Regions from separate parts of the Homo sapiens genome. Here region 1 is linked to region 2. A link is a contact called in ENCODE Hi-C data. All regions are on one chromosome and are shown on one strand. The core of a region is the stretch at or near the end of the contact, and the rest is flanking DNA. Distances in the headings are between cores, read along the strand shown.

Region 1 (5,194 bases), core at 2,198-4,697, 42 kb after region 2:
AACACAGTTTCTAATAAATACAGCATTTTTGGTGTGCGTCCATATCATCATCCCTCCTGTCTGCTTATTTCAACCTTTTCTTTGTCCTGATGTATTTAAGTGAGAAAATGGGTTTTGTGAGTGGATTCTTACTATGGATATTTTAAGTTCAGAAGTAACCATCCTATAATTGCATCTATCCTTAATGACTAAAAGAGGACCTTTTGGGGTGTGTTTTATTGATTTCTCTATAAAATTTGCCAATCCCAGATTGCCTTTATAATCTGCTTAAGAAACAGAATGAGATCACAGGGAGAAATAGTATTTGTATTAAATAATTACTAAGCTGCAAACTCACTGAAGGAATTTAACTCTTCTTGAGCTGGAATGGACTACAGTAGAATGAATATGGCTTCATGGCTTCTGCGTAGCATGACCTCAAAGCCTTTTTTTGTGTGACATTTGATATGCACATGGATGAAAGATTTTCTGAGGCCTGATGTGGAAAACGGGTTGGTCGGTCTCTCTCTTCACACTGCACCCCCTCCAAAACACTAAAAGAGGTGCTTTTAGTGTTTACTTTCAATTGCTACATTGTTTGATTTTGAAGTGTCCGCTTCATTTATTCCTTGTGGTGAAAACTCAGTGGGTCCTTTTCATCTGGAACCTCAGATCCCTCAGTTTTGCGAAAAATATATAACATTGATGATTTTTCTCCCTCTGCTTTCTTTTTCTTTATATTGGTAGTTGGACATCGTCATTTCAGTTTCTGAACCTCTTGGACTAGTCCTCTAATATTATACAGTTCTGCACCATTTTTTTTTATCTCTGTCTTTTGCTACTTGGAGAGTTCCTCAGTTTGTCTTCCAACCTTCTATCAAATTTTTCATCTTTGCTCTCATGTTTTTAGTTGCAGGAGTTTCTATTTGTATTCAAAATTTTTAAATAGAGCATTCTTGTTTCAGCATTGTAGCGTCTTTTATTAACTCTCTGAAGGGTCAGTTGTTCAAGTCTCCTGTCCCCAAGATGTGGGCCTGGGTTCCCTTGCTCTGCATTTGGAGCAGGGGAGATGGCCGGCCAGCCCAGCTGTCAGAGTGGAAGTTACCCTGTCAACTGTTCTCCTAATGCAGTTTGAGCAAGTGTTTTACTTCCTTTCAGAATCAGTTTCTGGTCTACTGCTGGGAATTAGGGAGTGCTTGATAGCTAGCCATTTGTGGACAGGGGATATGGGAATTGAACTGCTTTTTAATGAGAGTTCATCTAGTCCTGCAATCTCAGCCCCACCCTCACCCCTGTTTTCACTGCTGCCCATTTCCTCAGTATTTTTGGGGTGGATTGCAAGGAAATAAGTTTCTTTCTTAACTAGAGTCAGGTAAATTTTAAGTTAACCATCTGCTTTCTAGATTCTTAATTTTTAAATGGTTTCCTTTCCCATTTTCTTACTTCTTACGAGTTTGGACATTTTATTTATTTATTTATAATAGACACAGGGTCTGACTGTTCCCCAGGCTGGCCTTGAACTCCTGGGCTCAAGCAGTCTTCCTGCCTCGGCCCCCCCAAAGTGCTGGGATTACAGGCATGAGCCACTGTGCCCGGCTGAGTTTGTACATTTTAAACTCTGCAGTGTTGTAGAAGAATTTTTGGTGGGAGTGTAAGTACACCATTCCATTAATTTCTCCATCTTTGAAAATTTTTGCTCCTTCAATTGTTTTTAAAAGTGTAAGCAAAAATGTTGATTTTGAAGCAAACAGGGTAGATGTAGCTTTCTCCTATTTTTATATTTTTAACTATCATTTAAGTTGTTGAATTAGTAAGAGTACGCATTGGCCAAGTGTTTTACACCTTAAAAATGTATTCTTGCAATAAAGCAAAATGGCAAATAATACTGCAACTTTGTTTCTATCATGAAAATAATTATTCCTTTTAAATTCTCTGGCTTTTCTCCATGTATAGAGGTTTCTGCGGCAAGTCAAATTTTAGTTTTTATTCTTAAGCTTTTCTCAAAAATATTTGATTATAAATGTTCCTCAGTTTTCATTGTATTAGTATCTATATGCATTAGTGTTTGACACACACACATAGAGCTTTTAATGTCTTTGTCTATTTATAATAACATCTGTATCACTTCTAGATTGGTTTGAGTGAATTGATTGGGGGGGAGGTGGTCTCATGTATTGCATTTTTCTTGCTGCTTTGCATGCCCGTTAATTTCTAATTGTATGCCAGACTTTTACCTTGTTGGGTGGATATTTTTATATTCCTATAAATATCTTTGAGCTTTGTCCTGGGACACAGTTAAGTTAGTTGGAAATAATTTAAGGCATTTGGTCTTACTTTTAAAATGTATTTAGTTGTACTGGAACAATGCTTAGATTAGGTTTAGTTTTTTCCTACCACTGAGGCAAGACCTTTCTGTGTCCCTTACCCGTGGGGAATCCTTCAAGTCTTTCAGTCTTGTTCTTTTCTAGAGCCAGGCACTTTGACCTGGAATCCTTTTGGGTGGTTCCTTCCCTGGCCTCTGGAATTTTCTCTCAAGTATGCAACGATCAGGGTTCAGCTGAATATTTGAGTGGCAGCTCTCCCAGGACTCTCTGAGCTTTGGCTGCCTCGGTTTCCCTGGACTCTTGCTTAGTCTCCTCATGGAGTTGTCTGGAGACTCTCAAGCCAGTGAGTGGGGGCAGTTATAGGCTCACCTCAGTTGTTCCCAACTCTGTGTCATTTGTCCTTAGTTGTCTGATGTCCAGTGGCTTGAAACTTGTTGATACGTTTTGCCAGTTTTTTGGTTGTTTCAGCAGGAAGGTGAATCTGGTTCCTGTTACTATATCTTGCCTGGAAACAGAAGTCCCTCATATATATGCGTTTAGTCAAATAGGTGCACTTTTAGGCCCACCAAATAATACCAGACTAGTAGCTTTTGTAGGTCTCTCTCCAAAAAAAAAAAGATAAATAAAAAATACAAATTTTGGTGAGAAAATACTGTTAGCATTCTTGAACATAACAATTGAAATCTGGATAACAAAACTAATTTTTCTTGCCACAGTTAGAGATATTAATACATATTTTATTTCTTGCCATACAGATAACCCTGAGGTTTCCAGTTTCTTGATTCATTGACTCCTTGGTTTCCCACTTAGTTTGCATGGTGTACCCTAGTCAAAAAGAAATATTTCAGAGTTCTGTTTATTAAATATTTACTCTACAAACAACTTTGAAACAGACTATACATTTTATTTGTAAATAACCACATTTTTACTAATAGCATTTGTATTTTCTTGGGTGCTGTTCAAATTCTCAAACTTTGGAATCAGATTTTTGTACTGCCACCCTCTTTTCTTGTTCCACATTGATTTTTGTATGTTCTTGATTTTTATTACAGCAACCGCTAACAACCTAGCTTTGTAAAGATATGACATCATCAAAAAGAATGTAATGTGACCTTATGTTGAAACAGTCAGATATTCTGAGCTGGTGGTTCACACAGTGTCGGACAGATGGTACCCCTGTAAAATGCTGTGCTGACTCAGAGTTCACTCTTTGGAAATACATAGATGGCCCAGCATAGGATTGTGTCTGATTTTTTTTTTCCCTGTATCCCCTTACAATATGTGGATGCATTTTCATCCTAAAGATGTGTTGATTAAAAATAAAGCAGAAGCATTTACTGTTAAAATTTATTTTTAGCCTTATTGGCTAAGCTCAATCATGTGAATTGTTGCAGAAAGCAGTTTTATTATGCCTGCTTTATTTTCTTTTACTGGAATCTAACAATTAGGTAAATAGTAACTTCTAAAATAAAGGTCCAAAAACAGCAGATATTTATTGTTTGTCTGTGGTACCTTGCTGTGTGCCAGGTGCATTTATATTTACCATTTATATACTACTTATATATTCTTATTTTATTTAAAAACACTTTCTCTAAAACTTAAAACAGCGATTCTGAAATTATGCCAACTCTACTTAACCTCCCTGTAGCTTAACCAGGTTTTCAACATGGGGATATTTCTTACTAGAAGACATTAAGGAAATGAAATATAGATATTCTCTATGAAACTAGTATTTATGACTTGATATAATTAAAGAGTAGCCTTACAGTTAATTTTAAGGTATGGTCTGATGGGAATGTAGATAAAACTATTTTCATAATTACCGCATGAAATACTTAAAACAAGTGGTAGTCATCTTACACAATAACATCTATATGCAAAATACCTTTTCTAATGCTGAATACAACCAATGTCATTAAAAGCAGTTGTAATGAAGTGGAAAGATCACTGAATTAGAGAATGAAAACTTTGATTCAGTTCCTAAATTGACAGCCTGTTAGCTGTGTGACATTGAGAGGTGACCCCCTTAACCTTGATGACCTTCTGTTTACTTATAAGTAAAATGCAGAAATAATGACATGTTTCTCAAAGTGTTTTTCATGGTAATGTAAGGACAGTATCAGATGTATGTTGTATGATACTACATACATGATGATGATGTATGCTTCTAGTGCATAGGAGCACGCTTGGGGCTGATCTTTAGCATCTGGTTCTGTGCCTGGTAGATAGTAAGTGCTCAGTAAATACTTGTTGGATTAATTATCATTTGACCCAGTAGTCTCACATTCAATCAAACTTTGAGGACCCAGAAAAATAATTCAAAGACTTGTGCCATCATAGCAAAATAATGCAAACATAGCTGAAATAATTGACAACAGGTTAGTATTATGAAAGATGTGCTCTCTCTTTAAAGAGAATAATTTTAATCATGTACTCTGTAAATTTTTTAGGAGGAGCAAAATAGAGGCAAGCCCAATTGGGAGCATCTAAATGAAGATTTACATGTACTAATCACTGTGGAAGATGCTCAGAACAGAGCAGAAATCAAATTGAAGAGAGCAGTTGAAGAAGTGAAGAAATTATTGGTACCTGCAGTAAGTAATAATTTCCAGACCTTAGATTTGGGCCTCGTCCTTTTTTGTCAGTTTATTTTAAATTATCGTAATGTTTATAAGGAATAGGTTATTGGTTGTTAGAAATTTTATTTAAGCATAAAATTAAAAACACCTGACTGATACTTCTAACATAATAAAAACATAAAGTTCGTATTTAGGGGTCCTTAGATAGACATTAAAAGGGGTTTTGGAGGGTGACGTCGCGTAAGAAATTATCCAGATGCTTTTGTGTTATCAGTTCTCCTTCCTTCCCGGTTTCTCTTTCCCCATCTCTTC
Region 2 (5,241 bases), core at 1,298-3,797:
ATTTACATGGTTCCAAAGCAAAATATGCAAAGCAGAGAATTTTTATAAAGTATGGCTTTCATCTCAGGCCCATTTATTTACCTAGTCCTCCCTTGCTGTTTGGGTAGATTTTTTATTTTTAGTTTTTGGTTTATCCTTCCATTTCTTTTTTTTTTTTTTTTTAAACATAAACAGTTATGTAACAGTTTTGTGTGTGTATCTGTGTATAATTTCTCACTCTTCATAGATTATTATACTCTCAGCACTTTTTAATACCTTTATTATTTATTTTCACTTAATAGTATATTGTGGTCATTTAATGGGAGTGTATAAAGAATAGCCTTTATTCGTTTTTTTTTTTTTTGCCGTTACAAAAAGGTATAGTGCTGTGTTGAAAAGTGTTTCTTGAAGTTGCTAGTTTATGTTTGAATAGAATTGTAGAAGCAGGATCGTGTGTGGTTTTATTAGTTAGTGCTAAATTCCTCCGTCTTAGGGTGATGGTTTGCGTTACCATCAGCAGTGTATGAGAGTAGCAGTTTCCCCCCAGCTTCACAAAACTTTGCTCTGTTGTGCAGGAGATTGAGCATCTGTTAAAGGCACTTTCAAAGAAGTTATGCTGTGTGTGTGTGTGTGTGTGTGTGTGTGTGTGTTGTGTGTAAAAGTCATTACTGTTATGAACACTGTTACCACCTTCAGTTTCCCAACTATTGTTTGTAGTGCGTTTTTTAATATTCTGACTGAAGCAGTTTATAAATAATGGTTAGACTTACTTGAAATGGTACCATTACAACATGTCTTAAGGCACACTAATTGTAATAACTTCTGGCTGGGCTTAAGAAACTACTTCTTAAATGTTTTTAAGTGGAAATATGCTTTGATTTTTCTGTAAGCTTAACAAGCTTTTCTCAGCTAGGGTTCCTCATCTGAACCACAGAAAATAGGAATTATTTCATTTTATTAAAGATGACTCATCAAGAGAACCATTATAGTTACACAGGAGAGAAGTTAACCACATATAATTTTTATGTCTTGGGCTGGGCATTGAAATTTGATTCTCATGTGGAATTCTTAGTTGAGAAAGGTGTACCCTGTGAGAAATGGTTTTTTTCTCGCATTTTATATTACTGCCTCTCCATCAAACCATATATATCTCCCCCTCTTCCTTCAGCCTCCCTTATTGGTACCATTTGACGAGATGATTAGGGAGTAGGAACTGTTACAGGTTGTTTGTTAGAGGGTTAATCTTACAAATTGTATTCTTATCAACTTTCATGAATCCAATTGAATAGTAGAATTCGCTATGAAAACAGATGAGTTGCTTTAGAAAAGTGGCAATGAAATGTATACTCTTGTATAACCTGGTTTAGAGGGAACCTTATTAAGTCATCGAGTCTAAACCATATTTGTGATACTTAATTCCATGATATTTCAGTAAGTAGTACTATAAATGACTGTTAGTCAGTTTTCATTACCTTCTACCATAGTTAATTTAATACAATCTGCGGCAGCAGTTATGTTTTTGAATGCCTGTGATTTTTTACCCTCAAGGAACTTTCACCCCTGGAAGACTGATATATTGACAGTGAACTGATGCAGCGGAGATGATATATACATTGTGCAGGAAGTCAAGAAGTAATGTGTTCTTTGAAGGTTGAAGGTTTTTAAAGGAAGCTGGAGAAGATTGAAGTAGGAGTTTACCAGGCAAATAAGTAAAATGGTATTCTAGACATCAGAAATAGAATCAACCAGGGTATGTTGCTATGTGGATGCTTGGTGTGTCTCAGTGGAAGGTATGGGGCACAGTGGAGTGTTGGTATTGGAGATAAGGCTGAGGTCTGAGGATAAAGGACCATGAACCTTATATCCAAATTTATTTCATTTTGAAAGCAGTGCATTGACACTCTTCTCTTTTAAAGATGAGAAGTTATATGATGTATTAATTGTTTTGGAAAGGTAACTTGACAGTAGTGGAAGAGATGGACAGAAGTGGGAAGTGACTAAAGGCAGAAGACAAATGATCAAGTCTCACACAACTCTGCCTAGAAAGTTCTTTCTTGTGTTAGGATAAAATCTTTGAAACTTCAGTCCTCTGATCTTAATCTACTTTGAATTCAAAACAAATATAATCTCTTAAACTTTAGAGACTTTGACATATTTAATGACAGTGCTTGTCTTAAAGGTGTTCTGCCCTAGCTAAAAGTTTATTGCCTAGTAGCCTTAGTTCTCTTTTTTGTTAAGATGTCATGTGATATGGTGTTGAATTCAACTTCAAAAGTGGTAGATTGGTTTGTTTTTAAAGAGAAAAGAAGACCCGCTATCCTTTTCAGTGCTTTTCAAACTGTCTGTGGTAAGAGACCCACTAAAAAAATTCAATCCATTATATCTTTTGGTGAAATACAATAAAATTAGTTACCAGAGAAGTGGAGTTTTAAAAAGACATATATTTAACCCCATTTAAAACTGTCTTTTATCAAGAGACATAAAATTATCCTGTCAGAATGCTCAAAGAGTTTCTGAACAGGCTTGATTTCTGTACTTGTAGGCTGCACTTCCGGCCGCACTGGTTTAAATGCCAACTGTGACGTGGTATGTTTGTTTCAGGATTGTAAACTAGCTCCCTGGTGTCCCTCCTCCTCTACTTTTGTTCTTCTCACTCCCTCATTTTTTTTTATTTTTTATTTTTTTGCTCTGTGTTTATAAAATAAAATTCATTTTAGATTATTGACTAGATTATTTTTAAGTTTGATTTCTGGTTACATGTTCATTAAGGACTCAAATGGCTTAGCTTTGTTTTAAGATAGAAGAGTACAAAACAGTGCAATAAAGATTAAATGTTTATTTCCGGGTTGATAATATCTCAGTACATTTATAGAGTGGAGTCACTGCTTTTTGCCCATTGTTAAGAAAGATTGGGAAGACTTGAAATAAAAAATTTATTTGAAAATACATTTATTAAAATTTGTGAGACACCCTTTGAGAGGTAAAAAGATGGACCCAATAAGAATAGACTTTTGTTTTTATTAGTAAAGTAATACTTTAACCTGTAAAACTTCATCTCATTACTCAGCCATAGATATAACTCCAGGATGAGTTAATTGCCCATGTCTAATGAAATGAGACGTGAGTCTCAGTGAAAAGGGAGAGTCCATTTTATCACTAGATGCTCTTAATGAGCCTTTTAAAATTAAGTCTTGATTGGATTGCAGTCAATTTCGTTAAGGAATATTTGAGCATCTTGTAGTTGTGTCTTATGTAACATTTTCTTTTTAGAGGATTCAGCTCTCTGTTGACAGAGTGAGTAGTGGAATGTTGCTGATGTGTATTAATGCTGCAGCAATTGATCTTTTCAAAACCCGTTAACCTTAGTTGGAAATAATTTTTCAGTCTAATATATTAACAACAAATTATTAGGCCGTTTCATAAGCCTAGGGAGCCATCCTATTCTATCCTATTAGTTTTAGTTTTCTGTTTATTTCTTCAGTTATGAGAGACCACTATTAAATTATTTTGTTGTTCTTTAGATTTTAAAACATGTAATTGTTAACTCTCGATTTTAAATACCTATAATTTTTAGTTTGGTGTTTTTAAATCACAGGTTGTTATAGGACATAGTTTGTGGGGCTGTGTTTAATGTTTAACAACAATTGTGAATCTCAGATTGTTGAAATTATTCTTCATTTTGTGAATTGTTACGTTTAACTATTTTTAAAAACAGTAATAGAAATTATAGCAGATAGTGAAGAATGTTTTTAAAAAGGTCTGCAAAAACTTAAGATTTTTGGTGAATTAAAATAAGTATAAGGTAGTCTAAATATAGAGGACTAGTCACTTCAAATAGAAAAAAATTTTCTTAAAAAATCTAATGTGAAGAAAATTTGGAGTAATTTTATCTTTGTAACTAATAAGATTAATGTTTGAATAATAATTTGTGTTATCTCAGTAGTGAGATTATTGAATAATAGACAAGTGAGTAAACGGATGCCTATATGGATGCTTCAGGGTGTGTAATATTATCAAGTGTTACAACAGCACATTGTTTAGAACGTTTAAGATTTAAGACGAGTAAGTACTTTAAAAGGAGTCAAAAGAAGTGAAAGCAAATACTGAACCTCATCTTTTATAACATAAAAATGAATTTTTTCTTAATTATGAAAGCCTTTCACGTTTAGTGTAGAAAAAATTTAGATAATTCTGGTATTTTAAAAATCTAATCTTCCCCATTTAGCGCCGTTACTTATGTGTTAATACATATTTTGAGATCTATGTATTTGTGACCTGATATATTTTGTTTAAGTATATTACGTACTAAAAAGTCATCTACAATACTTTTTTTTTTTTTTTGAGATGGAGTTTTGCTCTTGTCACTCAGGCTGGAGGGCATTGGGCAATCTTGGCCCACTGCAACCTTCACCTCCTGGGTTCAAGCGATTCTCCTGCCTCAGCCTCCTGAATAGCTGGGATTACAGGCGCATGCCACCACTCCCAGCTAATTTTTTGTATTTCTAATAGTGACGGGGTTTTAATGTTGGTCAGGCTGTTCTTGAACTCCTGAACTCAGGTGATCCACCGCCTCGGCCTCCCAAAGTGCTGGAATTACAGGCATGAGCCACCGTGCCCAGCCTACAATACTTTTTAATGGTTATAAGTAGCATTTAATTGTACATATGTGTACTGAGGTATATTGTTTGTTGAAGTTTTAAAATAATTGTTTTTACTATAAAAATGCTGTGAAGAATATCTGTACTTTATCATTAAGATAAATGTGACTGGGCTCCATGGCTCATGCTTGTAATTCCAGCACTATAGGTGGGATTCCACCACTGAGGTGGGAGGATCATTTGAGCTTAGGAGTTCGAGACCACCTTGGACCCTTCTCTAACTTAAAAGTACAACAAAAAAAGATAAATGTGTAGAATTGGTTGGTTGAAAATGCATTTCAAAATTGCCTTTCAACTTCACTGTTTGAAATTGTAAGCTCCCTCAGAAAATGAAAATGCTTATGTAACGAATCTTCTAAAAAATCACTTTTTTAAAGGGACAAAAATATAGACAAAAATACAACAAACATACTTCTGGTTAACAAGGTTAAAGCTTATCTGTTTCACTTGTTTATTGCCTAACATTGCTGCCATCTGTAAACCCCCACTTTGTATTTTCTTTTCATCCTCATTTTGAAAAAATAAAAAATTATACATGCAGAATAATTACAAGGCTAACAAAGTGAATTTGTGTATACCTTCAACCTAAATTTGCTGTATACCT

What was found. Hi-C counts contacts between places; a loop is a spot of excess contacts on that map. Pooled maps may share reads with other maps.
Region 1: a loop to region 2 is called in a map of gastrocnemius medialis, with 1.8 times the contacts of the local background. The contact joins two enhancer-like sites. A Hi-C loop is called at or near these places in 6 of 168 maps with a recorded cell type or tissue (IMR-90, PC-3, endothelial cell of hepatic sinusoid and 3 more) and 2 of 50 pooled maps.

Annotation. Positions count from the first base shown.
Region 1 is chr6:163,530,229-163,535,422 of GRCh38, forward strand. It overlaps QKI (QKI, KH domain containing RNA binding), which reads left to right. Exons shown (of 8, transcript NM_006775.3): 4 at 4,754-4,897. Among named protein-coding and RNA genes, the nearest start is that of QKI, 120 kb to the left of the region's middle. Within about 2 kb of position 3,448, at least 4 of the 41 ENCODE cell types and tissues checked have a DNase peak (open chromatin) inside an H3K27ac peak, as active enhancers do; they include gastrocnemius medialis, where a contact is called at or near this core.
Region 2 is chr6:163,488,829-163,494,069 of GRCh38, forward strand. The region is part of intron 3 of QKI (QKI, KH domain containing RNA binding); the gene reads left to right. Among named protein-coding and RNA genes, the nearest start is that of QKI, 77 kb to the left of the region's middle. Within about 2 kb of position 2,548, at least 15 of the 41 ENCODE cell types and tissues checked have a DNase peak (open chromatin) inside an H3K27ac peak, as active enhancers do; they include gastrocnemius medialis, where a contact is called at or near this core.